2 separate regions of the Homo sapiens genome follow, and region 1 is linked to region 2. A link is a contact called in ENCODE POLR2A ChIA-PET data. All regions are on one chromosome and are shown on one strand. Each heading gives the region's core, a stretch centred on a gene start or an enhancer-like site at or near the end of the contact. The rest is flanking DNA. Distances are from core to core; before and after follow the strand shown. Region 1 has its middle 18 kb from the start of LINC02156. Region 2 overlaps SLC38A4-AS1 (SLC38A4 antisense RNA 1).

What was found. ChIA-PET counts read pairs that join two places held with the same protein, here RNA polymerase II (POLR2A).
Region 1: POLR2A ChIA-PET joins it to region 2 with 10 read pairs in activated CD4-positive, alpha-beta T cell. The contact joins two enhancer-like sites. POLR2A ChIA-PET finds 5 or more read pairs at or near these places in 2 of 52 experiments (activated CD4-positive, alpha-beta T cell and activated T-cell).

The regions. Positions count from the first base shown.
Region 1 is chr12:47,393,456-47,399,897 of GRCh38, forward strand. No RefSeq gene overlaps it. Among named protein-coding and RNA genes, the nearest start is that of LINC02156, 18 kb to the right of the region's middle. RefSeq lists a silencer at 4,333-4,382. Within about 2 kb of position 4,161, at least 2 of the 41 ENCODE cell types and tissues checked have a DNase peak (open chromatin) inside an H3K27ac peak, as active enhancers do.
Region 2 is chr12:46,625,105-46,631,398 of GRCh38, forward strand. The region is part of intron 3 of SLC38A4-AS1 (SLC38A4 antisense RNA 1); the gene reads left to right. Among named protein-coding and RNA genes, the nearest start is that of SLC38A4, 200 kb to the right of the region's middle. Within about 2 kb of position 4,932, at least 3 of the 41 ENCODE cell types and tissues checked have a DNase peak (open chromatin) inside an H3K27ac peak, as active enhancers do.

The sequences.
Region 1 (6,442 bases), core at 2,911-5,410, 770 kb after region 2:
ACATCTGTTAGAGGTTGGATATAAGTGAATTAATTGCCAAAAATATCTGAGGGGGAAGCCACGTTTGCTCTTCAGTTTCATTACCAGGGATTGCCAGAGCTTCATTCCAACATCCCATCCTTGTTATTGAAAAACAAGTACTTACCAGTAAAGGGTGCCAACACTTAAACAATGAAGAGATGGTTTAATCAGACAGGATTCTTCTTCTACTCCCAAATATCATTGCTTCCACAATGTAGGAGTCTACTTATGAGTGTTCAAGTCACGCACACACACACGCATGTGCACACATCCACAAATATACTGTACTGGCTCAGTAAACATTTACTCCACTGCTGTTGAATTATTAAATATTGAATAAATACACAGGTAATTTAGTACTTTTGATGAAAAGGCAATTTATCCAACAAATATATTTTGTTAAGCTCTCTCTGGTTTAACGTAATGGTGGAATTCCCTAGGAACATAGGAATTTTTCTTGCTTTCAAGAAAATTCCAGGGGCAGCTCATCAGAAACAACCACAATAAAAGTGTGACAGGTCAAAAAGTATTAGTATGTGCACTGGTACTAACTGGATTGTGTGCTGCTTTTGTTTCCCCTTTTACAGTCAAAGAGAATTTTCCAAGAACCAGCCCCACCACCTCCCTACCTACCTTTGCCACCTTTTTCCTTTCTCAGGAAAATTCTCTCTTCCCCGGTTACTTGAACTTTTGTAACACCAACTGAGGGGAAGGGTGAGGGGAGGAGAAAGACTGAAGAGGCAGGGGACCAAGGGGAGGACGTGGGCCTAGAGTCTGAGTGAATCACATCCCGAGGTGAGTGTAGGTTGTAGAGGAAGAGATGGGGAAAAAGAGGGGATTTTCCTCTGAGATGCCACATGATGTTCATTTCACCCTGTAGTCTCACCGTGCCCCTCCATAGAGTTAAAAGCCAACCTCATGCTAGGAATTCCTAGCATTTTTAACTCAGGCTTTGACTATACTCCAGAGCTCCAGATCCACTTGGACTTTGTTTAAGAAACATCTCAAATTTACCTTGTCCAAAACAAAGCATTTGTTTAGCACCCCTTAAAAACGTGTTTCTCGGCAGGGCGCAGTGGCTCACGCCTGTAATCCCAGCACCTTGGGAGGCCGAGGCGGGTGGATCACAAGGTCAGGAAATCGAGACCATCCTGACTAACACGGTGAAACCCCGTCTCTACTAAAACTACAAAAAAATAGCTAGGGGTGGTGGTGGGCGCCTGTAGTCCCAGCTACTCAGGAAGCTGAGGCAGGAGAATGGCGTGAACCCGGGAGGCGGAGCTTGTAGTGAGCCGAGATCAAGCCACTGCACTCCAGTCTGGGCTACAGAGTGAGACTCTGTCTCAAAAAAAAACACAAAGACCTGAAGAGTCATCCTTGATTTTTCTCTCTACACTTGTAATAACTCCTTCAGTGAGTGCTGTCAGTGTACCTCCAAATACAGTCGAAATGACCCCGGGGAGTGGGGGTGGGAATTCTATATCAGGAGTATCAAAGTGTGGAACTTAGTAAAGTCCAAATCTGGTAGGCCTCACTCTAGTCTTTCTTCTTAATTTTTTTTAAATCAATACATTGTAACTGTACATAGTTATGGGATACAATTTGATATTTCCATACATCTATGTTGTATAATGATCAAATTGGCATTTAGCATATCCATTACCTTGTGAATTTATCCTTTCTTAGTGGTAAGGACATCCAAAAGTGTCTCTTCTAGCTATTTTGTAATATACAATAATTTACTCTTAACCATAGTCATCTGAATGTGCAACAGAACTTATCCCTCCTCTCTAATTGTAACTTTGTGCGAGTTAACCAACTTCTTCCTATCCTCCCTGCTCCAGTCTTTCTCACCACCCTGGTGGCACTGCTGCAGGGCCAAGGTCATTGCCTGTCTGGACCCCATGTCTAGCAGTCTTCTGAATTAAATGCCTATCCTCCCTTGCCCTTGGTCCACAACTTTATCTTCACAAATATACTATTGAGCAAAAGAGTCCAGACACAAAAGAGGACATATTATATGACTCTATTCATGTAAATTTCAAAAACAGGCAAAGCTACTACCATTGTCGGGTGGTGATGGTGATAATGGGGGGTGGGGAGCAATTGAAAGGAGTTTCAAGGAGTTCCAGTGGCTGGTCATGTTCTGTTTCTTGATCAGACAGTGAAACACAAATGTGTTCACTTCATGAAAATTCACAAGCTATACATTTATGAGTTGTGCTCATTTCTGATTGCATGTCATACTTCAATAAAAAATTTACTTAAAATTTGAAAAAAATTAAGTAATTATTTCAGGCTGAAAATGTTTGTAAACCATTAAGAACATCAAAGTGTCTGCATTTTGAAAATATGTGATTTTATTCTTGGTGCCCATGGAGATTCAAAATGTACCTCTTTTAACAACAAATGAATTTTTCTCCTATAGTACAAAATCACTCTTTTTTTTTTTTAAAAGAAGTCTCGCTCTTGTCTCCCAGGCTGGAGTGCAATGATGCCATCTCAGCTCACTGCAACCTCTGCCTCCCGGGTTCAAGCAATTCTCCTGCCTCAGTCTCTTGAGTAGCTGGGATTGCAGCTGCCTGCCACCATGCCTGGCTAATTGTTTTTTTAGTAGAGATGGGGTTTCACCACATTGGCCAGGCTGGTCTCAAACTCCTGACCTCAGATGATTCACCTGTCTCGGCCTCCCAAAGTGCTGGGATTACAGGCATGAGCCACTGCTCCCAGCCCAATGACTCGTTTTTAATTCAACTAAAATAAAACTAGGAATCAATCACTGTTGAGTAATGGGGATTTGTAAAAACATCTGAAATATGAAAAATGTTACCAAAACTTGGGTAGAGACTGGGGTAGCTGTCAGGACACTTGTGACAGAAGCCAGCACTTGGCCTAGCCTTTCAGAATTACTGTGGGACTTTCACTGAATCAGACTTCCCTTCTTTCTTAAAAGACCCATATGGGGCAACTGTATCTCACCATACATCTTCTTCTCTCTTTTTTTTTCTAGCTAAAATGGAAAGGATGGAACCCGAGATATCTTTGTCTTTGTCTTCCTTGTCTTCCTTGTTGACATTCTTTGTCTTCCTTGTTGACAGCTCCTGCAGGCATCCCCAAACTGATTTGCTGAAGGTGAGAATCTGCCCCCTGAATCACAAAGGGTGGCTGTGCTGCTCACTTAGTCTGTTTTGTGTTGCTGTAACAGGATATCTGAGACCCAGTAATTTACAAAGAAAAGGGGTTCATTTAGCTCATGGTTCTGCAGGCTGGGAAGTACAAGAAGCATAGCATTAGCATCTGCTCTGGTGAGAGCCACATGGTAGGTCCAAACATGGTAGAGAAGGTCAAAGGGGAATTATGAAAAGTCAGAGCCCAATGGCATCTTGGCTTTACCACAACCTATTCTCAAGGGAAGAAATCCATTCTCAGCAATGAACCTAGTCTGGCCAGACAAAGAATTTACTAACTAACAAAAGGGTACCAAGCCATGCATGAGGGCTCTGCCTCCATGACCAAGTACTTCCCACAGGCTTACTTCCCAACCCCGCAAGACAAGGACCAAATTTCAACATGAGTTTTGCTGGGAACAAACAAATCCTACCCAAACCATAGCAGCTGCCAATGACAAAATGAAACCAAGTTTCATAGGGCCCTCTCTGCTCCACATGTAGGCAACTCTGCAGGCATTTGGAGCACCTGTTAGCATGGACTAGAAGTCTAATTGGCCCTTTCTTCCTGTGCAGAGATCCTGGTGCAGGTGGCTCTCCCTGCTTCACCCCTAGGCATATCTTCAGGCATTTGGAGCACCTGCTCTCTTGGTTCAGCAGCCTGAGCCACCCCCACCCTTCCTGTGCATAGACTGTGGTACAGTAGGGCCCCCTCCACTGCAAGCAGATCTCCAGACATTCAAATCACCTTCTTGCTTGGTTCAGCAGCTGAAGTCACCCCACCCCTCCTGTACAGAGATCTTGGTGCAGGGGACTTTTTCTCTGCTTCATGGCCAGGGAGATCTTCAGGACCCTGGAGCACCACTCTCCTGGATTAGGAGTTTAGGCTGACACCCATCCCCATCCAGAGAACTTGGGGCTGAGGAGGTTTCCTAGCTCCATGCCTAGGCACACCTCTAGAAACTTGGTGGCAGCCCACTGGATTCTCCTTTGGCACTGGTGCTTATGCTTGCCATCAGGGGACGTGTAACTGGGCCTTCCAAGTTCGGCTCCACCCATCTTGCCCCACCCCTCCATTCCCTGGAGCTGAGAAGAGAGCTCAGACCACTGTGCATTCCATAAATGAGCCCATTGCCTGAGGCAACAAAGAGCTCCTCTCAGTAAACAAGGATCGGGTATATACCCAGCCATGTTGGCCACAACCAGCTCTTACACATAAGTGACATCTACTGGCTTGTCTGTTTAACTGCACAGCCCCGTGTAATATCTAGAGAGTGTAGGAAGAGGGGAAGGGAAAGAAAAAGAAGAAAAGGCAATAATTTTATAGGGAAAGAAATAAAAACAAAAATCCTACCCACACAAAAATAATTACAAAAATTAGAAGTGCCAGCACTTCCAGATGAGAAGGAATCAGAGCAAGAATTCTGGAACCATGAAAAATCTGAATGTGACAACATCAAAAGATCACAGTAGCTCTCCAGCAATGGTCCCTAACCCAGATGGAAACCCAGAAATTACAGATAAAGAATTCAAAGCATGAATTGCAAGGAAGCTCAATAAGATCCAAGACAAGGTTGAAAATCAACACAGGCCAGGTGCAGTGGCTCATGCCTGTAATCCCAAGACTTTGAGAGGCCAAGGCAGCAGGATCACTTGAGGTCAGGAGTTCAAGACCAGTCTGGCCAACATGGTGAAACCCTGTTTCTACTAAAAATACAAAAAATTAGCTGGGTGTGGTGGCGCACGTGTGTAGTCCCAGCTACTTGGGAGGCTGTGGCAGGAGAATCACTTGAGCTGGGAAGCGGAGGTACCAGTGAGCCAAGATCACACCACTGTACTCCAGCCTGGGTGACAAAGAAAGACTCCATCTAAAAAAAAAAAAAAAAAAATCAGCACAAGGAAACTTCTAAAGTAATCTGGGAAATGAAAGAAGAGATAAAACATCCTAAAAATAAATCAGTCAGAGCTTCTGGAATTGAAAAACTCACTTAGGGAATTTCAAAATACAACTGAAAGTTTTATCAATAGACTGCACCAAGCAGAAGAAAGAATTTCAGAGTTTGAAGACTGGTCTTTTGAACTAACCCACTTACACAAAAATTTTGTTAAAAAGAATTTTTTAAAGATAGTCTTTGAGAAATATAGAATTATGTCAAGTGACCAAACCTATGCATTGTTGGCATTCCTGAGAGACAAGAGAAAAAGTAAACAACCTGGAAAACATATTTGAGGAAATAATTCAAGAAAATTTTCCTAATCTTGCTAGAGAGGTAGACATCTGGATATAAGAAATCCAGAGAACATCTGTGACAAACTATTCAAAATGAACATAACAAAGAAATTAAGTCACTACACTGTCCAAGGTCAATATTAAAGAAAAAAAAATGTTAAAGGCAGCTAAAGACAGAGATCAGATCACATACAAAGGGAACCCTATCATGCTAACAGCAGACTTCTCAGTATAAACCTTACCAACCAAGATAGGCTGGTGGCCTATTTTCAGCATTCTAAAAGACAAGAAATTGTATTTCGCAGAGAAATACAAAAGACTCTCAGAGACTATTATGAACACCTCTGTGCACACAAACTAGAAAATTTAGAGGAAATGGATTAATTTCTGGAAACACACAAGGCCCCAAGATTGAATCAGGAAGAAGTTGAAACACTGGACAGATCAATGTGAAGTTCCAAAATTGAATCAGTCACAAAAAAAGCCCCAGACCAGATGGATTCACAGTTGGGTGAATTCTGCCAGATGTACAAAGAAGAGGTGGTACCAATTCTACTGAAACTATTCCAAGAAAACAAGGAGGAGGATGCCTCCCTAACTCATTCTGTGAAGCCGTCATCACCCTGATACCAAAACCTGGCAAAGACACAATGAAAAAAAGAAAACTACAGGCCAATGTCCCTGATGAACATAGACAAAAATAACTTTAACCAAATCCAACAAAACCAAATCTAACAGCACATCAAAAAACTAATTCACAATGATCAAGTAGGCTTCATTCGTGGGATGCAAGGTTGGTTCAGCTGTGCAAATCAATAAATGTGATTCACCATATAAACAGAATTAAAAACAAAAGCCGTATGATCATCTCAATAGACATGGAGAAAGCTTTTGATAAAAGCTAACATCCTTTAATCGTAAAAGCCCTTAACAAACTAGGCATTGAAGGAACATGCCTCAAAATAATAAGAGCCATCTATCACAAACCCACAGTCAATATCATACTGAATGGGAAAAAACTGGA
Region 2 (6,294 bases), core at 3,682-6,181:
TTCAGGGAGCTGTTTCTCCCTGAGTTCAGAGCAGGAAAAAAAATGCATGTTCACACTAAACCACCCTTGCCCTTTATAGCTTTTCCAATAGAGTGAATGAAAGTTATATCCTGGCCCAATCACCTGAAACACTGAGAAGGAGTTCAGCAGCTTAGCTCCACAAAGATGTAAATTTCCCTTTCTGATGTTGAAAATGGAGTGGCAAGGCTAGAAATTTGAGCTTTGTGATGTTTGCCTCAACTTCTAAGAAACATGCAATGAGCTGGGCATGGTGGCTCATGCTTGTAATCCCAGCACTTTGGGAGGCCAAGGTGGGCAGATCACTTGAGGTCAGGAGTTGACGATCAGCCTGGGTGACATGGTAAGACCTCGTCTCTACAAAAACTACAAAAAAAAAAGCAGTCGGGCATGGTGGTGCACGCCTGTGGTCCCAGCTACTTGGGAGGCTGAGCTGGGAGGATGGCTTGAGCACAGAAGGCAGAGGTTGACGTGAGCTGAGGTCATGCCACCACTGCACTCCAACCTGGGCAACAGAGCAAGACCCTGTCTCAAAACAAAACAAGAAACATGCAATAAACTCTCTGTAGATAGAAAGCTGAATATCTTGTTTTGTCTGAGATGGCTTAGGTGTGGAATTGCCTAGAAATGAGAGAGGTAGACAAAGTGACCCCCTCAGATTCTCCTAGGAGCCTTTTATTTATGAGTCCTTGGCAGGACATTCTAGCTTCTCTCCAAATTGTCTCCATACTGTCTGCCCAAATTTGTGAATCTGGTTCTCCCATGTAAAATTTCTATTTCTGTCAACTGATATTTTAATAATAGCTCTTCTTCAATCCCTTTGTCCTCTATATGATTTATTTATTTCTTCAACAAATATTTACTGGGTACTTACTCTGTGCCAGGCACCGTTCTAGGTTTTGGGAATCCAGTAATAAACAAAACAAACAAAATTTCCTGCTTTAGGGAGTTTACATTCTAGTGGAAGAAAGAAAAAATAACAAAGATAAATAATTAAAATATAAAGTAGATTAGGTAGTGACAAATACTGAAGAGAAAATCTAAAGTATTTAGATTTTAGGAAGAGGTAATATGAAATTTTAGGGGGTGGCAAGGATTGACATTTTGGATAAGGTAGCCACTGAGAGGGTGGTGTTGAGTAAAGACCTGGAGAAAGTGAGGGGTGAGCTATATGCATATCTAGGGGGAAGCATCTCAGTCAAGGGAACAGCAAGTGCAAAGTCCCTGCAGTGAGGACATACCGTTTTGTCTCTGTGCCTTTGCCCTCTTCACACTCCTGTCGTGTTATACCCTTCTCTTCCAAATTGCACTTCCTTCATTGTCTCTTCTGTGAAGACTTCAAGGTCTCTTCTCTCACTTTCTCTCTCTCTCCCTCCCTCCCTCATTTTGTGTTTTTTTTTTTTTCATAAGGGCTTCGTTATTCACTATGGGATCTCTTCCCACTCCAGATTCTTGAAGTACGCTTTTGATTTGTACTGATCCTGTAAGGCTTAGGATAGACTCTCTTCTTAATTTTGTCATCTGTTTGTATTTATGCCTGTATCTGTCTAATCAACTATGTGTAACCCATGAAGGACTGGGGCCATGTGCATCCTGAAAAGGACAACAGAGAGCAGGGGTTCAACATGTTTCTTGATATCATTGCTGCTTTTAAAGATATTTTTACCTCACATTTAGAATTATGGTTGTGTTATATTTGGTAAATAGCCTCTTTTAGAGTTTTCAGGAGTGTGTCCAAAGGTCTTAGATCATTCCCTTGATGATGCCTCCCTCTTTTATTATCTGGCAAATTTTAAACAATGATTGGAAGTGAAAATCTAGAAAAGTTCACCCCGGGAACAATTTTGAGCTGACTGTGACTTTCTAGAGCAATTCTTTGAAAAAAATTCTGAAGCTTTTTAATATGGAAGGTTTTTGGTAAATTAGTATGCCACTAGGATTTGTTTTTCAGTTTAACATTTTACTCTTCCTTGATATATTGATATCTATTTCTCTCGCTCTCTCTCTCTCTATATATATATACACACAAACACACACATACATATATGCATATATTTTTAATATATTTTATATGTGTGTATTATATATGTTATGACATAATAGGTATTATAACAAATTATGTTGGAATAAATAAATAATAGTGGCATAATAGTATTAAAATTAGCCACAAACAGACTGAACTCAATCATCAGGCAAGGACTGTTAGATGCACTATTAAACCATGCAAGCTACTATAATGAAATACTAGATGTATTTTTGATAGTTTCATATTATTCTTAGTGAAAGAAAATTTAAGTTTAAGAAAAAATCTTTTTTAGTTTAAGACATAGATGTTTGATGGTTAAAGATTCAAGTCTGGGCTTCTCATATCTTCAGATAAGTTTCAGATCTTTTCTTTCATGACAGCCATTGCTGCCACTTATTCCTCCATGTGGCCTTTGTGAATGGTCATTTTTGGGGTGAGCCCTCTCATCACTGCAGCTTTGAGCTAAACATCCATCAGGAGAACCCCTTTCCACAGCCATGATAGGAAAATCCTATTGGGACTTTCAAAATTTTGTGCCAGTTACTAAAAAAAAATCTTTGGATAGGTAAAGATATTTTCCGCTAAATGATTCCTAAGATTGGATGCCCAATTGAAGCTATCTGAGTGATGTCATGTGAGGAAATGAAGCATATCAAGTTCAACCATGTGCTTAAGACTGCTTCATTGTTTCTACATTGGATTCCTGGAGCATTATCTCACACCAACTAGTATCACTTCATTACTACTTCATTTGTCTCTCTAGTTATCCTTTAACCTTGTCTTTTGCCTTCCCTGCAGTGAGAGGGTGCACTGGTCTTATTAACTTCATTCATTCATTTAACCAATATTTATTTGCACTTACGATATGCACTGGGGCTATGATGAAGATGAAATGACAGTTTCTGCTCTCGAAGACTCATAGGTGCAGGAGAGATAGGCAGGTAATTCCAATGCAATATCAGGGCCACTGTGATGAAGGAGATATGACTAATGAAAGCAGAAAGAAAAGAATGCTGTATGCCTGTATAGGGGGCACCCAGGGAAGGCTTCCCCAGAGAAAGCAGTGGTTAGCCAAAACTAAAAGTAACTAGGAATTTTCCAAGTGAGAGAAACTTTGGATGATAGGAAATTTCCTTCTAGGAATTATGGGCTGGCTTATTCAAGGAATAGTGAGGTGTTTGGGATGGCTGAGGCTTAGCATGTGGGAAAGAATGGTAGAAGATGAAGCAGGATGAGTGGGCAGTTACTCCTTTTTAATGGCAAAGTATGTTTAGATTTTATCTTACAGGGAACATGAGTAATGGAAAAATTTTAAGAAGGATAATGGCAAGAACATATTTGCATATGAGAGATAATTATTTTAGCATTTGGAAGATGGATTTTTAGGAAAGGGTGAGACTAGAGGCCAGACAATTAATAGATGACCGATAATAGTAAGTGCTGCCGCCAGACTAAAATCCAGATATCCTGGCTCCAAATCAGGAGGTCTCAACCACTATCTAGGTTGCCTTTCTTGTGCAGAGTTCATGAATAGAGTTCAGGAGGCAGTTTACTTGGGTTCAAAACCCTGTTCTGACCCTTAGGGGTGGTGAAATTATTGAAGGATCACTTAATCTTTCTTTGTTTCAGTCCCCTCATCTGTATAATGGGGAGAATACAAATATAGTACAACCTCATGATGTGTGTGTGTGTGTGTGAAGATTAAGTGGATAAATATTTATAAAGTTCTAATAATTGTGCTTGGCAAATAGCAACCACTGTGTAAATGTTGGCAGTGATGATGATGATGCTGGTGGTGATGGTGATGATGATAATGATGTAGGCAACTTTGTCCCACAGCAGGTCCTAATGGAGGGAACTCAGCGGGATGTCCATTCCTGGAAACTGTGAGAACTGATCAGTTACTCTGGATAGGAAAGAGATAGGAATTCTCAAATTCTCACTATGACCTTCACAGTCTATTGGCAGTGAGGTCTTCAGTGAGTTTCCAGATCTAGGTCCACCCATATCTAGAAGCAAGTTGAGCTTTCTCAAAAGGCAATACAAATGATTACTGACTATCTCCTGTTGCAGGGTTCTCAAACATTGGAATGCATCAAAAACATCTGAAGAGTTTGTTTAAACATAGATTTCTGCATTCCAACTCCAGAATTTGTGATTCAATAGATCCAGAGTAGGATCCAAGAATTTGCTCTTCTAACACATTTGAGGGTGATGCTGATGCTGCTGGTCCTGTCTGGGGTCCACACTTGGAGAACTCCTGCCCTGTTATGTGCTCTACTACCTTGCATTAAAGAAAATGAATAAGACTCAGTGTTCCTGGCTTCCTGCTTCCTCCCAAACTGTCTGCTGAGCAACCCCTGATTTCCTCACTGTTTCAGAAGCACTGGCTCTGTAGGCTCCCAGGATGTGTGTGCTGCATGGATCTCTTCTCATCTGTATAACCTCATCCGTGTAACTAAGAGATTGAACCAAATCCCCAGGCCCACTGAATAAGAAATCAGAGTTAAGGCCCCCATGGGAGAGGTGGGTACCTCAGAAGCCAATCTCGTGTGATCCTGCCTTTCATTTCTCTATTGCCCCACTGGAATCATTTGTTGTTGAAGTGTCTATGGCTCTGTGTTTGTGAAGAAAACAGGCAACTCTCTCTGACATTTTCAGCTGTGATTTTGATTTTCCATTCCATAGTTAACTAGTTTAAAGGAGCACAAACCAAAGGTTGTCACCATCGCTAATCTTTGCAATGATTAACTAATTAACATAGTGATTGCAAAATGAACTATTTTCACAACTCAGTGATTCTGATAACTGTGGTTAGCTTGGGTATCATGTGTGTGTGTACATATGTGTGTGTGTGTGTGTGTGAGAGAGAGAGAGCGAGAGAGAGAGATTCTCTAACTCTGATTTCCAGGATTGGCTCCTGTCACTTGGCACCCTTGCTGACTGCACCTGTTTGCAACATTGGGCTACAGGAGGAGTCCTGGAATGGAAGCCTGATGAAAATGACTGGGTAATTCTTAGGATGAAATAGAAGAAGAAATGTAAGACATTTGGAGTTGGCAAGCAGGCACCCTACCAGTTTTGAGATGGGGCAGGTAGGATTTCAATGGCATGTTACATAACCATCCTCTAAAGGGACAGAATGTACATTTCAGTGGCAGAAAAAGAAAAGCACTCTGTTCTACTATGGTTAATTGTTATTAATAATTTAAATGTTGCTTTATCATATTACATATTTCTGCTTACATCCAATGACTTACATAAAAAAATCCTTAGATCCTAGATTTTTGGACTAAGTAATCTTTTTTTAAAAAAAAAAAAAAAAAGCATAAAAGCTCTAATTGAATCCTAGCAAATTTTTGTATTGGGATTTATTACACTGTCTCTTTTTGAAGCTTTCAAATATATTAGGATAATAAAAATAAATATTAATCTTAGCAACATACTGGTGATGGTGGCAGACCATCTGTATTTAGTAGTGGCAAATACCGAGTTCCTACTAGGTCAAGGTATAGCACTAGGTCCTGGGGTGGTTAAAAAAATGTTCTTGCCTTTTTACCAGTTAATAAAGAGATTAAACAATTACACATTTGTAATGCAAATTGAATATTTAAAATATCCAATAGATACATAATGCTATGGAGGTTGAGCAAAGGCAGTGCTTTTATCTGATTGTGAGGATTTGGAGGAATCCTAGGGAAGGGTGTGGAGTACAGAGTTTTGACAGGAGTGACTGGAGGAGGGGCCATCTATTCTGGAGTAAAGAAAGGTGATATTTTGGCTCTGTGCAGAGTCACTGAAGGACAATTATGATGAAGCTGGTTCTTGAAATACTTCTTGTTCCCACCAGAGGCTGTCTAGTGACTCCCACAGATGTCTTGTCTTGGAAGATGTGTTATACCAGGCCGGGCATGGTGGCTCATGCCTGTAATCCCAGCACTTTGGGAGGCCGAGGTGGGTGGATCACCTGAGGTCAGGAGTTCGAGACCAGCCTGACCAACATGGAGAAACCCCGTCTCTACTAAAAATACAAAAATTTAGCCAAGTGTGGTGGTGCATGCCTGTAATCCCAGCTACTTGGGAGGCTGAGGCAGGAGAATCGCTTGAACCGAGAGGTGGAGGTTGCAGTGAGCTGAGATTGTGTCATTACACTCCAGCCTGGGCAACAAAAGTGAAACTCCATCTCAAAAAAAAAAAAAAAAAACAAAAAAAGAAGATGTGTTATACCTTAGAACTCACTCTGTGTGAAA